3 separate regions of the Homo sapiens genome follow, and regions 2 and 3 are each linked to region 1. A link is a loop called in an ENCODE intact Hi-C map of the cell type or tissue named here. Cell type or tissue: IMR-90. All regions are shown on one strand. Each heading gives the region's core, and the rest is flanking DNA. Links, peaks and the distances in the headings are about the cores only.

Region 1 (3,856 bases), core at 708-3,207:
TGGACACTTGGGGCCACAGCTGCTGCCCTGTGAGGTATGAATTAGTCTCTGGGTTACTCCCTGGGGCCCCATTTATTCCATAACTGCTTGAATTCTCTGAAGTCAAGCTTTGAGCTTAAGGTTGAAGAATTCTTCCCTAAGTATAATCTCCAAAGCTTCCTCTCCATGAGCTGCAGGACATCCTGTATTAATTGGGAACATTAATTAAGCTCCTTTACTTATCCTGGAAGGTCTCTATTGTTTCAATAAGTTGTTCAATTTGCCAGCCACATTAGCTCATAATTTCAGGATATGGACTCAGTTTCTTCTTAATCTGTTGCTCTAGTGGTTCCCGAACTTAGATGGGGACAAGAATTACTGCAGAGCTTATTAAACAAAGGGTGCCAAGCTCACCCAAGGCTTACACAGCCAAAATCTCTGGTGTCTGTGCTAGAGATTTTGGGATTCTGTGTTTGACAAGCCCTACTGGGGTTCAGATACCAAACATTTAGAATTGTTGCATAATCCAGTTATTCTCAAATGTCAGGATGTATCAGGATCACCAAGGGGACTTGTTTAACAACATCACTGGGCCCTACCTCTCAGGTGTCTGGTTCGGCAGATTTGGTTGGCGTCTGAGAGTTGACATTTCTATCAAGTTCCCAAGTGACATCGTTATTTGTGGACCAGGGCCTACACGTAGAGAACCACTGACTAAGCTAGTATCTGGGCCCAGGCTGCACTTACAGCCATGTGTCACCATCAAACCAAACATATGGTGGCTTTAAAGCAGCTTCTTATCAAAACAAACACTTCCACTGAGCCCCACTAAATTCCTGCTTTTAGGCTGGGAGGGCCTTTTGTTCTCAGATCACTGGCAGAGTAGCAGAGGTGGATGAAACATGCTATCTCTCCAGGTTCTTTGTGGTCTCTCCCCATAACTCACCTGGAGAGTGGCCCTGACACTGCAAAATGACCTTGGCCATAGCAATAGTAGACCCAAGTGGAGTGCTGTCCCTCACTCTTCACTAGTTATATCACGTTGTTCAGTTCTGGCGTAGCACATCGGGCAGTTCTTGCTCCTGCCTTTTGATCACGCACAAACACTTCCCCAAGACTGAACCCCTCCTCAAATTTCATTTCTCCCCACCTCAATAGAACTCGTAAAGCACTATTTGGTAATGTCGGTTTTCCAGGCTGTTTCTGGAAAGATGGAGAAGAGAATATATCAAACGCTGCACTACACAACACTTCATCAAAATCTCCACCTTAGTTGTCTCCTTCTCTCTTGTCCTCCCTGCCTCCCACCAGTTTTTCTCTTGATCTCTTTCCTCCTCTGATTATGTAGAATAATTTAGGTGTCCTCCCCCCTTCCAATTTGCATCCACCCACCTGAATCAATTTAACACCCCCATCTTCCTTCAGCAACTAGGGGATCTTCTTTGGGATCCTTCCTCCTTAGACATTAGGAGAGGATTGTAAAAATATATCCTTTCCCATCCCCACTCCACCTTGACACCAACTCCAACAGTGGGAGCAAAGAGGTTCTCTTTAGGGGAGAATATTTGCCTTTATGGAGCATGTGATCCACCCCTCTGTGATCCCCTTCTTTCTCCAAGCAAAATGAGACAGGCACAGCTGGGAGATAGAAATCTCCCTTCTATGTGGGGCTTATGAGGTTGACATGCATCCCCATCTTTCCTGTAGGAGAATGCACTTGCCCATGCAATATGGATACTTGGAGCCTTTGGGTCAGGGCAGGGGAGTGAGAGAGAGAGAGGTGGGGAGGTGGAGGGTTCACTTAGAGTGGAGTCTTCAAATGCTTTGAGAGGCTTAGAGCCACCCAAAGCTATGTCTCCCTCATCACCCTCGGGTTCACACTACCCCCGTACATAGACCCTCTCCTCAGCCACCCTCACTGGGGTTCTTGGCATGGCAGCCTGCCCCCCATGTTGAGTTATCCCAACAGCCACAAAGTGTTTAGAGCTTCTTCTGAGTCTCCTGCAGCAGCACAGAGTTTCATGACACAGCATGGAATGACTCAGCAAAGTCAAATGAGGGCAGAGAAGACAATCAGAGGGAATTACAACACTTTGAGTAGAATGATGAGAAAAGGCCCTTATTAAAGAGCACGCACGAAGTTCAGACTGCCAAACACTGTAGTGCCATCTGCCGGCTGAGGGCCCTCTTGCATAGGCCCCCATTCTTGAAGCTATTCTCCACGCCCCGAGCCATGGCCAGGATCTCTGAGACCACTGGAGATACTTTCGCTGTCTGTGTGACCTAGATTTCAAAAGAGGTCGTTCTATGAGTCTGTCATGCTCTAATGGAACCTCTCTCTGTCCTTGAGGAACTTGGATGATCTAAAACTCAGAGGGATCTAAAACTGTTGAAAGGCATTGAAGGTGTTGAAATGAAAGAAAGAAAATATACTAAACCTAGCAGCTAAAATATGTCCTTTGGATGTTTTGTATGTGCCTAAAATTCTTCAAGATACCATAAAATGGTCACCAACTACACTATTAATGTCATTGTGTAAATGATCATTGTCCTTCTCATGCCCCTAATTGTTAAAGACCACCAGCTGCAATCCAGCTCCTTGGTGGACAGGCATAACCGCGGACTTTGGATTACATCCCCTCTATTTCTTCTGCCCTATATTTATAGACATAAGTGATCCTTAAATTTGCTAATGAAGATGGATCCTAGTTTCAGTGAGATCAACGTTGCTGGCTGATTATTTATCAATACATTTTAACCAGGAATTGCTTCCAGAATCATAAAGGCAGCAGAAATCCAGGCATGTATTTGGAATTTGTCTTTAAATTCTAATACCTTTGTCTAAAGACTTTACTGCTACATCCATTTCTCTACTAGATGAGCAAAATACTTTTCCCTGGACACTAAGGTTAACTTCTGCTTTTTCATCTCCTAGAAGTGTTAGCCATTTGGACCTTTGTTTAACAGCTTCTTTGAAGCGTTATGCTCTGACAGCTTGCCTGATGGATGGAGCTGTCAGCATATCCCCAGTCCAGAGATGAGGAGGACATTACCTCACCTACCCACTCTATAAATCAGATGAATAAAAATTAGTACCAAGCTAGGCCCAGGGATCCTTTCTCATTTTAGTACTCTTTGTAGATTATAATCTTCAGAATGTGCTTCAGGAAAAAAAAAAAAAAGAAAAAGACTTTAATGTTGCTTTGCTCTAAAGAATTAGCATTGATTTACTCTACAAAATAACTGCTCATGGCTAAGATATTTGAAAAAATTAGTACTATGTGCACAAACCTGTCCTCTGTGACCTGCAATCATAACTTTAGGGGTTGGAGGTCTGATCTGAAGTGCAGAGAGGGAGATATTAGCAGAAATGTCAATACCCAAGGGGGACTGGGCAGAGTGGGCAGGGCAGAGATGAGATGCCAAAGTGAGGCAACCAGAGGCACTCAGGAGAGGTATCAAGGAGAAAAGAAAGCCTTTCCTCACCCATCAGAGACAATTACTTCTGTGGTTTCCAGGACGTTTCTTTACAGATCTACCTACATCTTTACATGTCGGTTTTCCCTGGTAGCCCCTGAACCCCTTGACGTTAGGAACTGAGACTCATTCATCTTTGTGTCCCCAGGTTCCCAGCCCTAGGTCCCATGGCCGGCATTCAGTGTAAGATCTATGAGTGAATGAATGGGATCAGGTACTTTAGCAAAATAACTAGGGTAACTCTGGATGAGAAGAGAACGACATAGTCTGGCAGAGGTATGTAGAAAAAAAATACCCAGAGTATGAATATGTAAAAAGGAATTGTGGGAAGTAAACGGCAGCAATAAACATGTGATCTCATACTTCATTCTTAGCTGAGAAAACAGAATTCTTACGCTGC
Region 2 (3,856 bases), core at 643-3,142, 140 kb before region 1:
GTTAGTGGGGAGTTGGAGCTTGGGATGAGATGAGGGTACAGTCAAGTCTTGTTCATGGGCCTTGGCTTTAATCTGGTTGCAATAGGAAGCTGTTGGGTGTTTGGGGAGACATTTATGCATGAAGCGGGTGTTCTGGCTTTGATATGGAAGGAAAGGATGGAAGCACAGAGACCAGTTAGAGCCTGTTGCATTGGCTTAGACCAGAAATGAAGTGGCTTAGACTAGTGTAATGGTTAATTGTATGTGTTAACTTGGCTGGGCCATTGTGCCTAGATTTGTGGTCAGGTGTTATTCTCAATGTTTCTGTGAAGGTGTTTTTGGATGAGATTAACATTTAAATCTCTAGACTTTGAGTAAAGCACATCAGGTAAAAGCTTGCATAGAACGAAAAGATTAACCCAATCCAAGCAAGAGGGAATTATCAGCAGATGGCCTTCAGACTTGAACTGCAGTCTTGGTTCTTTCTGGGGTCTCCGGCCTGCCTGTGCACACACACACACATGCAGACACACACACCAGGAATGGTGACTGGTGAAGACACACACACACACACACACACACACACACACCAGGGATCATGACTGGTGAAGACACACACACACACACACACACACACACACACACACACACACACCCACCTCTTTGGTCCACTTCTCTAGAGAACCCTGACTAATACAACTAGGATGGTGGGAGTAGAAGTACAGAGAAGCGAATATATCTTTGAGGAAGAAGCAACGGGACTCTCTCAGAGGAATAATTAATTGATTGTAATGTATGGATGATGATGCCATTCAAGGCAAAAAAGAGGAGCCGGTTTAAGGAGAAACTCAAAGAGTTTGGTTTGGGTCTTGTGTAGTCTGAGATGCCAGTGAGATATGAGGGGAAGAGTTGAGGGCACAAATTGGATACATGAATCTGGAATTCAACCATGTAGAGAGGGGCAGAAGATTTAGGACTGAGCATTGGTGAATTCATCCTTTAGACAAAGGCTGAAAAGGAGTGACCAGGAAATAGGGAGGAGAACCCAGAGAGCGTGGCATCATGGAGCATGAGAGGAGTGTGCCTAAGGCAGACTGGAGTAGCTGACAACATCACATGCACTGAGTGAGTCCAGTGAGATGCGACTTAAAGGAAGGGACTTAGATTTGACCACTTGCAGGTTGGTGGCTATGGTGGCTAAGGCAAATCTGATGGAGCAGCGGGGACAGTGTCCAGCATGGAGTGGCTGAGCCATAAGCAGGAGATGAGCAAGTGCAGAGCCCACATGTGACAGCTCTTTGGAACAGATGTGCAGTGATGGGGAGTAGCAAAACTAGGGAGGGCTTGGGGGTCATGACTTTTTAATGATGGATGATAGGAGAGCATGCTTATATGCTGATGGAGATGACCCAGTATGGTGGGATATTGATGACAAGTAGAGAGAGGGTATAAATGGTTCTTGTTTTCTATCTATTCATTGGTCAATTTTGGTACTTTTATATTTTGTTAGAAAATCTTCCATCTACTCTGGATTTTTGACAAAGTGAATAATGTTCACTTTATTTTAATCATTAGTGTCTGTAATTATATCACCTTGTCTGTTCCTAATTTTGTATATTTTTTGTTCTTCTTTTCTTGCTTAAATAGCTTTTGTTTTACTCATATTTTCAAAGAGCCAGCTTATGACTTCACTTACTTTTTCTACTGTTATTTTCTTAAGTTTTATTAATTTTACCTTGTATCTTTCCCCCTTCCTCCTACAAGAATTCTGTAAACAAAAACAATTTTATTACTATCATGTGTGAGCCAAAAGTTTCTCTCTTGCTGCCCAAGGTCTTCCCCCATGAGAGTCATCATGTGATGCTTCTGGGTTGTCCTTAGTGATTGTCCTGAGTGTCTCCACATGCCCATATTTGGAAACTGAATGTAGCGGTTCTGCCTGGGCTCTAATCTCCATTTACTTCTGTTCTGTTTTTGTTTATACAAGAGACGGTCTGGCCTGGTCATTTCTCGTCTTGGTATGTTACTGCTGAGTCACAGTTCAGTTAACCAAGAACCATGAGAATGAAAGTTCTCAACTAATCACAGACGGTAGATTCCCCAATGCAATGAAAAACTCTTCTTTATATCAGGAATATTAAAATGGAAGATTACATTTAAAATAATAATTAAATCTACCCAGTGCTTCATGGTTCTTCTTGTTGATTTCTCAGGGTGTGGTTAGCAATGAACTGAGGTTTATAACTAGCAAGTATTAGTGAAAACCCCCTGATAATTCAGTTTAATGGCTACTTTGACACATTCATCCTGATTTAAACACAGACCCTACAGGTTATATAAACGGATAAGATACAAGTTGTTTTGGTAAATTAAAATCTGTAAATATGTATGATAAACCAGCCAGCTATTTCTTAAGTATTTACATGTAGTTTTCACTCAGCTTACCAGGGCCCAGGGATTTAATTAAGCTGTACTGCAAGTTCTGTTTATGGTTGTGCCATATACACAGGTGGTGCTCAATAAATCTTTGTTGACTTGATGTTGATTGAGTGTATCTGGGGTTTACCTTCACTGTAGAAATTACCTTACATGGATGGCAACGCTAGGTGTATTCACCTGGTAGACAGTGGGTCTGTATGAAGCTTAGGTTTTGCTGGCAGTCAGCAGTTTAAGTGATTAACGAAGAGTTCTTACAATACAGGGAGCAACGATTTAAAGACAGAATTCAAGGCCTCAATATAACTGTTTACATTCTTTTTAATCTGTGTCATAATTCATTTTCAAATATTTGTAGTTGTTATTGTAACAGAAGGTATTTCTTCTTTCTTTTACTGCTACTACACCACCTTGCCCTAACAATAATGAGAGTTCAAATACAGAGTGCTTATTCTGTGTCATACAGGTAATATCTATGGCCACCAGATTCTGTGCTAATAAGCACTTTGCATATTTTTTTTTACTTTCCCTCACAACAGTTTCACAAGGTAGGGCTTTTATCATTTCCATTTTCAGATGAGGCATGTGAGGCACAGAGTGTTAAGTAACCTCCCCAGGGTCACACAGCCGGTGAGAAGTGGAGTGAAGACACGCCTGGGTCTGTCTAATGCCGGAGCTTCCTTTCATAACTACCACACTCTACTGCCTTCGTTACCCTATAGGGTACCATCTAGAACTGGAAATGACGACCAAGAAGGAAGGAAATCTCACTAAAGGGCTGGTAAAATAATCAATATAACCACCATTCAGCCAAAAATACACACGCAGTTGTTGAAATATTGGCTTTTTGATTTCTGAAATGCTGATGACTGTAAGTGAACAGCCTGTACTTCAGGCAAAGGTGATTCTTTTTTAAGTAACTGAATTCCTGAATCAGGTCTCTCCTTCTTAAAGTTCCTGTTAGACTGTTTTTAATATCACAGCAGGCCTTAGCAGAAGAACTGTTGGCATTTTCATTAGTTGTCTTACATTTGCATTTCAAACAAACATTCTGATTGTTTGCCTCATAGATTTTGCCTGGTCTAATGGCCATTAGTGATCATTATTAAATGGAACTGTCTAAAGATTTCACAAGTTTGTTTGGATTTCATAGGCCTTCTTTTTAAATAAGAAAGTCACACAGTCATCTCTAATATTAAAATACATTTAATCTAGGTATAAAACACCAATTAAAAAAACATTAAACTTGGTCTTTAAATGTGAACCCAAGGAAGAGCACTGGCCTGTGCATTTGGAGGCCTGGAACATGCGCCCTGCAATGTGGCTCCAGATAAATGTTCACTGTCTCTGAGCTTTAGGGAGAAACCTGTAAAATGGAACTGTAGATAAGTACCGTTTCCATGCAGTTCTTCAAATTCAGTATTCTGTCGAAAGGATGATC
Region 3 (3,856 bases), core at 643-3,142, 500 kb before region 1:
AAAAAGAAGAAGGATTTCTGAAATATAACTTTGGAAAATTTTAGAGAAAAAAGTATATATACACACACACACACACACACACACACACACACACACACACACACATATTTTTAATTTTTATTTTTGAGACAGCATCTTGCTCTTATCACCCAGGCTGAAGTGCAGTGGCATGAACATACCTCACTGCAGCCTTGACCTTCTGGGTTCAAGCGATACTCCTGCCTCAGGCTCCCCAATAGCTGGGACCACAGGTATGCCACCACGCCTGGCTATTTTTTTTTTTGGAGAGATGGGGTCTCACTGTGTTGCTCAGGCTGGTTTCAAGTGCCTGGGCTCAAGTGATGCTCCTGCCTCGGCTCCCGAAAATGCTGGGTTTACAGGCATGAACCACCATGCCTGGTCTATTTTTTATTTTTATTTTTTAATACCTAAGTTGTACATGAATCAATCATAGTTATAAAAATTTTAGATGTAGCTAATTATTTGCATCCACTACCACATAGAGATCATTCTCTACTTCCTTCCCCCTCCTTTCTCATGACACCTCAAAAACTTCCCTAAGAATAAAATTCTTGAGCAAAAACGAAATTGTATATTACACATGCATTGAAGAAATTTGGGCCTGGTTTGAACTTATCACAATCTGAATATTTCTTTAGAAACCAATGTTTTCCACTTTAAAGAACCCCTGGCTCAAATGCTGGCATAGAATTTTATAAGACCCTGAAGCTTTTAAAAGAACAATAACGTTATGAAAAATCCAATGACATGGTTAGACCGTAGAAATTATTAAAGTTTAGTGGAGAAAGCGATTCAATTCTTGGATGAAAAAATAATAATAGCATCCTAGCTATGAGGACTGGAGCAAACCTTTGGTGTCATTTGGTCTTGAACCCTCATTTTATAGATGAGGAAACTCAGGTCTTTCCAAGATGAAGGTTTTCTTGAAATTGACACTCCTGCTGTACATGTATTGTCCCTGATATTTAAAGTGGTGCCTTTTGCCAGTCAAATAGAATATTCTTTTACCTTTTGATTGACTCAGCTTGGTCATCCCATTGTCCTCAATATGCTCTGCTAGTTTATTCAACAAATACACCCTGAGCACCTATCATAGCCAGCCCTGCGGGGACCAAGGTGGCAAGCCCAGGTCTTTGGAAGAAAGGAGCCCACCAAATACACTAGTGATTATATTATATTAAGCCCTATAATAAAGGCAGAAATACATTCTTGTTTGTATGCCTTTGTGGGTTTTTTCTGCCTCTAACTCTCTTCCTACTCCTTTATATCCCTTGTATTATCTTTTATGACCTAACTATGCCTTCAGACTACTGTAGCCCACAATGATTTCTCCCCTATGACCTTTTTATGCTCATAGTTAAGGTGACAATATTTGAGATGTTTATTGTTATCTCAGTCACAATAGGTTAGGTTACACTGGGGAAACAACCTCAAATTTCTGTGGTTTTACATAACAAGATGTATTTCTCATTTATACTACATCTGCCATGTAGGTCAACAGGCGGCTTCTGTTTATTGCAGTCATTCAGCAGGGTCCCGGCTGACAGAGGCTCTGTCTTGACATGTGCTTCCATGATCACTGCCACGAGGAAAGGAGGTTGGGGTTCGGTTTAACTAAGTGGTTAAATATTTTCCCTGAAAAATGACACCCATCACTTCTTATTTTCTTGTCCAAAACAAGTCCCATGACCACACCTTACTTCCGGGTGGGTGAAGTACAATTTTTTCTTATATGTGGATGGAAGAGAATCTGAATATTTATGAACATATGAATGATTACCACAATTGTATAGATCTTATTAGTCTGCTAGTATTTCAGGTATGTTTATCTAATTTTATCAAATGATAAAAATCTTAAAGGTAGGGGACCGTGTCCTCCTTTTTTTATTTTGTAAAACCATGTCCAGCAGAGGGCACAAAACCAGATCCTTAATACATTTTTATTTGACATTTTGATTTGAGATTTTGTAAAATCTTGTTTAAGTCTAGTTTATGTTTTCTTCAGGATCTGGACTTAACTTGTAAATTGAGGAGCTTCAGAGACATCTAAAGCTCTATGCTGTTTAGTATTCCTTGCTGGCAGAGCCAAGGGAGGAGTTTTCCAGGCAGGAAGCGTGAACTCACTGAGGCCTTTTCTAATTCTCAGACCTGTCTAAATGTCCTCAGTGATCCTCAGTCGTTTAACGCCACTCCCAAACTGTCATTTGTTCAGTTTATAACAAACCGGGCTGGTTGACAACTCAGTGATCAAGTGTCAAGAGTAGACAGACAGATGACCTTTAGAATCCTTCTGAGATTCTTTAAAGTTTCTTTCAAGGAAGATGGCGACAAAATAAATCCTGTCCCTTTAAATTTGCCGACATCCTCCTGAGACCCAGGGCCTGTAAATAGCTGGGTACTCATCTTTATGAAGCTTCCATATCTTAAGCTCTTGAGTTCCATCCATCCAGGCCTGTTCACAAGTACTCAGTTCCTGAGCTCTTACTTCACCTCTTGTCTGTGATGCCTCCCAAAACTGTGAGTGCTTAAGACAGACTCAAAATTAAAATTCAGTGTTCTTTCAAACCGATTATTTACATTTCTGTTCAACATTTATTTTAAGAAGAGGCTGCTTGAGGAAGAATTGTGATGCTTGATTACTGATGGTAGCACAAAAGCTCTCCTCTGCTGCCCTAAAAAAATCAGCTCTGACTCTGTATCAGTTACCAACATAATACTATGTAACAAACCAATCCAACATTGTGGTTTAAAACAATAGCCATGTAAGGGCTGGGCACTGTGGCTCACACCTGTAATCCCAGCACTTTGGGAGGCCGAGGCGGGCGGATCACGAGGTCAGGAGATCGAGACCATCCTGGCTAACATGGTGAAACCCCGTCTGTACTAAAAATACGAAAAATCAGCCGGGCATGGTGGCGGGCCCCTGTAGTCCCAGCTACTCGGGAGGCTGAGGCAGGAGAAGCGTGTGACCCAGGAGGTGGAGCTTGCAGTGAGCTGAGATCGTGCCACCACACACCAGCCTGGGCGACAGAGCAAGACTCTGTCTCAAAACAGCAACAACAAAACCAAAACAATAGCCATGTATGATTTCCCATGGGTCTATGGGTTCACCAGCCAGCTGTGCTCATCTGGCCAGTCTTGGCCTCTCCCAGCTGGGCTCATTCATGCATCTGTTCAGCTCGTGGGTTAGATGAAGGTGAGACAGGATATTTCCCTTGACCCCTTTGCAGGACTTGTGAAGGGGTGGTTTGTTTACTCAGCCTGCAGCTCTGAACCCCTCATGGTGGGGGGCGGAACACACAGGTGAGTAGGTACAGGAGCTGGGGTGAATGAACACTGGAACTGGCTGGTCGCTCCTCTCTGGCAGAAGCAGGCTTTATGTGGGTCCTATGGCAGCATCCAAGTGTGTTACAATGCTCTTTTAGCTCTGCTGTCTGGAAGAGGGTGTCTGTGACCCCTGCAGCTTCAGAGGGCATGTGTTACAATCAGTGCTGTTTTAGCATTTGCTATCCACAAATGGCTAAGTGTCACCCAACTGAGTGGAGGGTCAGGGTGCCAGCCTTTTACACCCTGCCCTCTTGGTACCTGAGTTCTTGTCCAGCGTCCAGGAAGAATCAGGTCACATGAATGAATTGAAGGGTGGTGTATGCAGAAGATTTTATTGAGCAGTGGAAGTGGCTCTCAGTGGGAAGGGGAGCTGGAAGGGGGATGGAGTGGGAAGATAATCTTCCCCTGGAGTTCTGCCATCCTTGGCTGAACTCTTCTCCAAAATCCTGCTGTCAGGCCATTCCTCTGAAGTCAAGCTGCTTTTATCTGACATCCAGCTGCTGCTTTT

Evidence for each region. A loop is a pair of places that touch in the nucleus more often than their neighbours do. Peaks named below come from ENCODE experiments on the same cell type or tissue, not always from the same donor. Only the 100,000 strongest peaks of a DNase experiment are listed, where the experiment ranks them.
Region 2: a loop joins it to region 1, with 5 times the contacts of the local background. A loop is called at or near these places in 3 of 110 quality-filtered maps.
Region 3: a loop joins it to region 1, with 4 times the contacts of the local background. A loop is called at or near these places in 12 of 110 quality-filtered maps.

Annotation. Positions count from the first base shown.
Region 1 is chr14:56,338,137-56,341,992 of GRCh38, forward strand. All of the region lies in intron 5 of LINC02284 (long intergenic non-protein coding RNA 2284), which reads left to right. Among named protein-coding and RNA genes, the nearest start is that of LINC02284, 29 kb to the left of the region's middle. In IMR-90, for the core only: a CTCF peak has its summit at 2,149 (motif pointing left); a DNase peak (open chromatin) is centred at 2,065; H3K27ac peaks cover 1,913 bases.
Region 2 is chr14:56,197,380-56,201,235 of GRCh38, forward strand. The region is part of intron 2 of PELI2 (pellino E3 ubiquitin protein ligase family member 2); the gene reads left to right. Among named protein-coding and RNA genes, the nearest start is that of PELI2, 81 kb to the left of the region's middle. RefSeq lists an enhancer at 1,813-2,002. In IMR-90, for the core only: no CTCF peak of the experiment used is centred there; a DNase peak (open chromatin) is centred at 1,942; H3K27ac peaks cover 1,668 bases.
Region 3 is chr14:55,841,996-55,845,851 of GRCh38, forward strand. No RefSeq gene overlaps it. Among named protein-coding and RNA genes, the nearest start is that of LINC00520, 47 kb to the left of the region's middle. In IMR-90, for the core only: a CTCF peak has its summit at 1,922 (motif pointing right); no DNase peak of the experiment used is centred there.